Linked DNA regions of Homo sapiens: region 2 is linked to region 1. A link is a loop called in an ENCODE intact Hi-C map of the cell type or tissue named here. Cell type or tissue: GM12878. All regions are shown on one strand. Each heading gives the region's core, and the rest is flanking DNA. Links, peaks and the distances in the headings are about the cores only.

Region 1 (2,926 bases), core at 128-2,627:
AAGGCAGGGGCACCAGAGAGAGTTGGGTTGTTGGCCCAAGTCTCCCGCAGCCACCGAGCGGGACAGCTGGGCACAGGAGGCACTGAGCAGCATGTGGTTCTCTGCTCTGGTTTTATGGTTCCATGTCTGGGTTCTTCAACAATTTACTTTTGGAGTCTTCAGTTAGTTCGTTCATCCATTTGTTTATTCAACAAACATTTACTGAGCACTCACTAGAGTTACTCCATTTAATAGGTTGCGCACAGTGATGGTTAATATTAGATGTCAACTTGATTGGATTGAAAGATGTCTAGATGGCTGGTAAAGTATTTCTGGGTGTGTCTGTGAAGATGTTGCCAGAGGAGATGGACATTTGAGTCTGTGAACTGGAGAGGAATACCCACCTTCAATGTGGGTGGGCACCATCCAATCTGCTGCCAGTGCGCCTGGAACAGAGCATAAACACCTACTGTTCAGAGTTACTTCTTTTTTTTTGAGACGGAGTCTCACTCTGTCGCCCAGGCTGGAGTGCGGTGGTGCGACCGGCTCACTGCAAGCTCCGCTTCCCGGGTTCACACCATTCTCCTGCCTCAGCCTCCCAATTAGCTGGGACTACAGGCGCCCGCCACTGCGCCTGGCTAATTTTTTGTATTTTTAGTAGAGACAGCGTTTCACCGTGTTAGCCAGGATGGTCTCGATCTCCTGACCTTGTGATCCGCCTGCCTCGGCCTCCCAAAGTGCTGGGATTACAGGCTTGAGCCACCGCGCCCGGCCTAGAGTTACTTTTAGGATTAGATGAAATACGTAGACACAAATTGCGCACAGTGCCTGCCAGAATAGCAGGTGTTCAGTTCAGTGTATACAGCTGACTGTGACACAGCCTATCATACTGAGTCACAGCTGACTGTGACACAGCCTATCATACTGAGTCACAGCTGACTGTGACACAGCCTATCATACTGAGTCACAGCTGACTGTGACACAGCCTATCATACTGAGTTACAGCTGACTGTGACACAGCCTATCAGCCTGTCATACTGGAAGAAGGTGGGATAAGCCGACTTGCTGAGTCTTCCAGCCTCCATCTTTCTCCCGTGCTGGATGCTTCCTGCCCTTGGACATCACAATCCAGGTTCTTCCGCCTTTGGACTCTTGGACTTATATCAGTGGTTTGCCAGGGGCTCTCGGGCCTTGGGTCACAGACTGAAGGCTGCACTGTCGACTTTCCTGTTTTTGAGGTTTCTGGACTCAGACTGAGCCATTACTGGCTTCCTTCTTCCCCAGCTTGCAGATGGCGTATGGTAGGACTTCACCTCGTGATCGTGTGAGCCAGTTCTCCCTAATAAACTCCCTTTCATATGTACATTTATCCTATTAGTTCTGTTTCTCTGTAGAACTCTGACTAATACACATCCCTTGCCCTCTTAGAGCTGGTGGTCTAGATGGAAAAGAAAAATACAGATAATTATAAAATGTGAAAACACAAAATGAGAAATGCCCCCGTTTCTCTGAGTGTCCAGAAGGGAGCGCCTCGCCCAACCTAATGGGGTAGCCTATGGAGGGCGCTCGATGCCGCCCCCTGCAGGTGGTAACCGGCACTTCTCCTGGGTCTCCTCTTTCCATTGCCCTCTGCCTTGCTGGGCACGCCTCCCCCCACCCTCAGGCCCTGCTGTGTCTAACATCCCATCAGGTGTGACAGGGGGATGGGGGGGACAGGCATGCTTCTCCCCTGAACTTCGATTTTCTCAGCTGTAAAAAGGCAATGTTGAGCTCCAGTGTTGACTTTTGCTCCCCGATTCCTTTGAAACCATGATTTTGATCATTATTCTGCTCCTGTGAAAACAGTTGTGTGGTTTTTGTACTAACGTGAAAGTTTTCCTCAAAGTGTCTCGTTTCAGTTCTAGTGAGAAGCTGGTTCTGGGGATAGTGATACTGCCAATGTGGCTTTAAGATTCTCCTCCACCCCCTATTGTTTTCTTTTCATGCATTTCAGTGAAAGGCCAATGACAGGTACTCCTTCAAAGTGGTGGGAGTCACATGGGAGCAGCTTTTCCTGAAGTGCTGGGCCAGGTCCACTTTGTCACCTGGGGGTGTCTTCTGAACACACAAGGCTGTTATCAACACTCTTGGAAAATACTTTATATGTATTTTTCATTTGGCTTTACCAATTTCTGGTTTTTATTTTCAACATGTTTCTTTCTTTTTTTTTTTTTTGCAAAGCTTATTTCACAAATTTAAAAAAGTCTGGATGTAGCATGTAGAGATCCTGTGACATTCAGAAGATGCTAATACTGACTGAATTTAACCATCTTCTGCAGATGGAATTGCTTGTATTATCATTAAAAGGCTTGGCCACCACTAGAAAATGGGTTGCAAAATATTGTGGTTGGCCCTTACACGCTAGGACACCCTGGAGAGGCCAAGACACTGTATGTAGAAGGTCTTGGTTTGTTCTCTTATTTTTTCATTTTTTTTTTTCATTCATCAAAGCTTCTTGCCACAAATTGCCTTTCACTGGGATGGGTCTTTGCCATTGGTTCAAACTGTGCCTTTGCTGTCTCTCTTCTTTTAGCCTAGCTTTTATCATGGGCTTACCCATGTGACTGCCTATTCTTTGGTTCCCTGACAGAACATTCTCACCTTGTTTATTTTCCTCAGAATGGCCAATGTGCTCTAATAATAACTATTTGTGTGGATTTTGTTGGAACCCCTTCTTCTCAGACTTTCTGGCTTTGAGATTCTGTGTATTTGATTAATTACCTACCAATTCCAGTCTGAATTACCTCCTTATAAACTTATTACCATTTTTCGATACTCCTCCCCTTTTCCCAACCTCCCAGAAGCTCAAGTTTCAGTCTTGTGTTGATGATTATAATTTTGATCAGGGAATAGGTCTCATTGCCAATGAGCAAAATTCCCAGGCTGACATTTAAGACAGGAAGCAATG
Region 2 (2,926 bases), core at 220-2,719, 1.9 Mb after region 1:
TTAAGGAATAAGTTGAATATTATTACTTATATTTGCATGATGTAGACTAGAAATATGTTTCCCTTCAGACAAGGAAACAAAAAAGTGATTTAATACAAGGTTCTGAAAAGTGTTACCTCAAATTGAGTAAGGCAATAAGTGGGCACAGAGAAGTATCATGTAGAGCTGAAATTCTTATGTTGGGTTGCACGGCTTCTTTATGCTGTTAATAAACAAGCAGATGAAAATTACGTGACAAATTTTAATTTCAACCTATTTAAAAACGGATATTGTGAGATCCTTTATTTTAAATGTTCTATTTATGTAAGTGATTTTATGACAAGTGTGATAAATGCACAAGTCTTTGAAAAGCTCTATATAAGCATGAGAGATTTTTATATTGAAAGGAAAAATATTTAACTTGAACCACACTATCGATACGGTTTAACCTTGTGAAAATTGCACAGCTGTCTATAAGTCATTAAATTTCTATCTATAAGTCATTAAAATAATCACTGAAGTATAATTATTCTATTTTTTTGGCTTGATCTTCAGAAAATCAGAACATATTGTGGAGATTTACATATTTTAGAAAAGTCATTATGGTAAGTTTCTCATATTTACCACTGATGGTATTCCAAAAGGACTCCTCTTCAGAGGTTTTCTTCACCTATGTTTTAAGTTCTGAATAATTATTTTTCCATTGTAACCATATTCTATTAACATTTTCTTATGATACAATAAAAAGAAAAACATTCAATAGCTCTAACCCAAAAGGATAGCATGGGTCCATACTGACAGGCTACAAATGAGCATTTCTTTTAGTATTTTAGTTTGTTTTACATACAGCTATGTGCTAAATGATTACAGAAGTAGAAAAAGTATCTAAAGCACAGTGTGTTGTTATTGTTCATTAATTTTAATATTTTATAGTTCCAAAGTAATATATGCTATTTTAAAAGATTTTTTTTTTTTTTTTTGAAATAGAGTCTTGCTCTCTCGCTGGGCTGAAGTGCAGTGGTGCGATCTTGGCTCACTGCAACCTCTGCCTTCCAGGTTCTAGCAAATTCTCCCACCTCAGCCTCCCAAGTAGCTGGGATTACAGGTGCATGCCACCACACCTAGCTAATTTTTGTATTTTTGGTAGAGATGGGGTTTCATCATATTACCCAGGCAGGTCTTGAACTCTTGACCTCAAGTGATCTGCCCACCTCTGCCTCTCAAAGTGCTAGGGTCACATGCATGAGCCACTGTGAAATTATGTACTTTATAGAAAAAAAACAAATAAATTCATAATCTCCCCTCATCAACTATTCAAACTTCCGCATATTAACCTCGTAAACATTCTTGAAATTGATCTTCCATTCATTTTTTTCATTTTCACGTAAAAATACCTAAAGCATTTTAGGATCCGTTAAAAACTGCTTGCTGACAAAGGATATACCAGACATTCTAGAGTAACCGGAACTAGTATTTGTTCATTTGTGTTAAGCCACTGTTTTAAGTAATTTAGTAATCATAGCTTATTTAATCTTTAAAAAAAAGCTAGATATCATTATTTTCTTTTTAGAAAAGTGAACAAGTTTAAGCTATTTGCCAAGGTTAAGCAGTTTGTCTCTGTGGTAGAACTAAGACTTGAATCTATGTCTATCAACCTTTAAAACTGTGGCTTTTTACAAGAAATCAGAGGGAAGAATGTATATGTTTACTACTCTCAGTTGGAAGGCTGCTTTTCAAAAGGAGCTTAAAGAGGAAAAAGACTTACTCCTGATCATTGACTTTTGACATGCATAACAATTTTCTAAACTAAATGGAATTGTTCAAATTGATAATAAATTCAGAAAGTTTGGTCATAGTGGCCTCTTCTGGTGAAAACGAGAATATCAGAAATACTTGTGAAGAATCATAAATAAATGTTCAATATGAAATTTAAATAAATCATACCAAATATATTTTTACTTATTTAGAAATTATGTTTCCTTATAAATACTAAGTCAAAACATGGTAATATTAATGGTAGCTTCTTCTGGGTTTTTTTTTCTTAATGTCATCAAAATGTATTATTTTATGAGGAAAGAGTACTTCACTGGACAAACTCAAAAATAAATCTTAATGCTGTGATCTTAGGTGAAGACTTAAATTCTTCTATGAAAAATTGAATAGAAAAGATTGAGATAACAATAGCAAGAGATATAAAAACACTAATATTTTCATGGCCATATTATGGTTTACAAAGAAATGTCCCATATGTTATTATAATAATCTTCATAATAACACAGTGAAATTCACAAAGCAGTCTTACAGATCCCAAGTTATAAAAAAGGATAATAAGGCTTAAATATTTTCCATGTTTTGACTAATATACCTCCTAATGGTGAATCACGTTGTATACCCAGATCTTCTCATTCAAAATTGAATGACTTTTTGCTACAGAACATTATTTGCAAGGTTGTGATGAATCCCATCAAGTCCCTGCATATGAAAACCTTTGTTAACTCAAGTTACTATACCTGTTGTCATTATGGACCTTACAATGTCAGGATAGAAGGACTGAAAGACTACCCAGTCCAGTCATTTTCAAAATGTATTTATCTGTTGATCTGTCACATTCTTTCCACAAATACTTTGAAGTAGAAAGTAGGCAAACTTATATTCCTTTAGGTATATACCCAGTAATGGGATTGCTGGGTCAAATGGTATTTCTGGTTCTAGATCCTTGAGGAATTGCCACACATCTACCACAATTGTTGAACTAATTTACATTCCCACCAACAGTGTAAAAGAATTCCTATTTTCCCACAGCCTCGCCAGCATCTATCGTTTCCTGACATTTTGATAATCACCATAGTGACTGGCATGAGATGATATCTCATTGTGGTTTTGAACTGCATTTCTCTAATGATCAGTGATGTTGAGCTATTTTTCATAAGTTTGTTGGTTGCATGAA

Evidence for each region. A loop is a pair of places that touch in the nucleus more often than their neighbours do. Peaks named below come from ENCODE experiments on the same cell type or tissue, not always from the same donor. Only the 100,000 strongest peaks of a DNase experiment are listed, where the experiment ranks them.
Region 2: it touches region 1 in a loop (9-fold over the local background); 1 of 110 quality-filtered maps calls a loop at or near these places.

What each region holds. Positions count from the first base shown.
Region 1 is chr2:14,902,595-14,905,520 of GRCh38, reverse strand. It overlaps a transcript of NBAS not described here. Among named protein-coding and RNA genes, the nearest start is that of LRATD1, 270 kb to the right of the region's middle. RefSeq lists a silencer at 1,473-1,522. In GM12878, for the core only: a CTCF peak has its summit at 1,532 (motif pointing left); a DNase peak (open chromatin) is centred at 1,520.
Region 2 is chr2:13,045,666-13,048,591 of GRCh38, reverse strand. The region is part of intron 1 of LOC105373436 (a long non-coding RNA gene); the gene reads right to left. Among named protein-coding and RNA genes, the nearest start is that of MIR3125, 310 kb to the right of the region's middle. In GM12878, for the core only: no CTCF peak of the experiment used is centred there; a DNase peak (open chromatin) is centred at 1,728.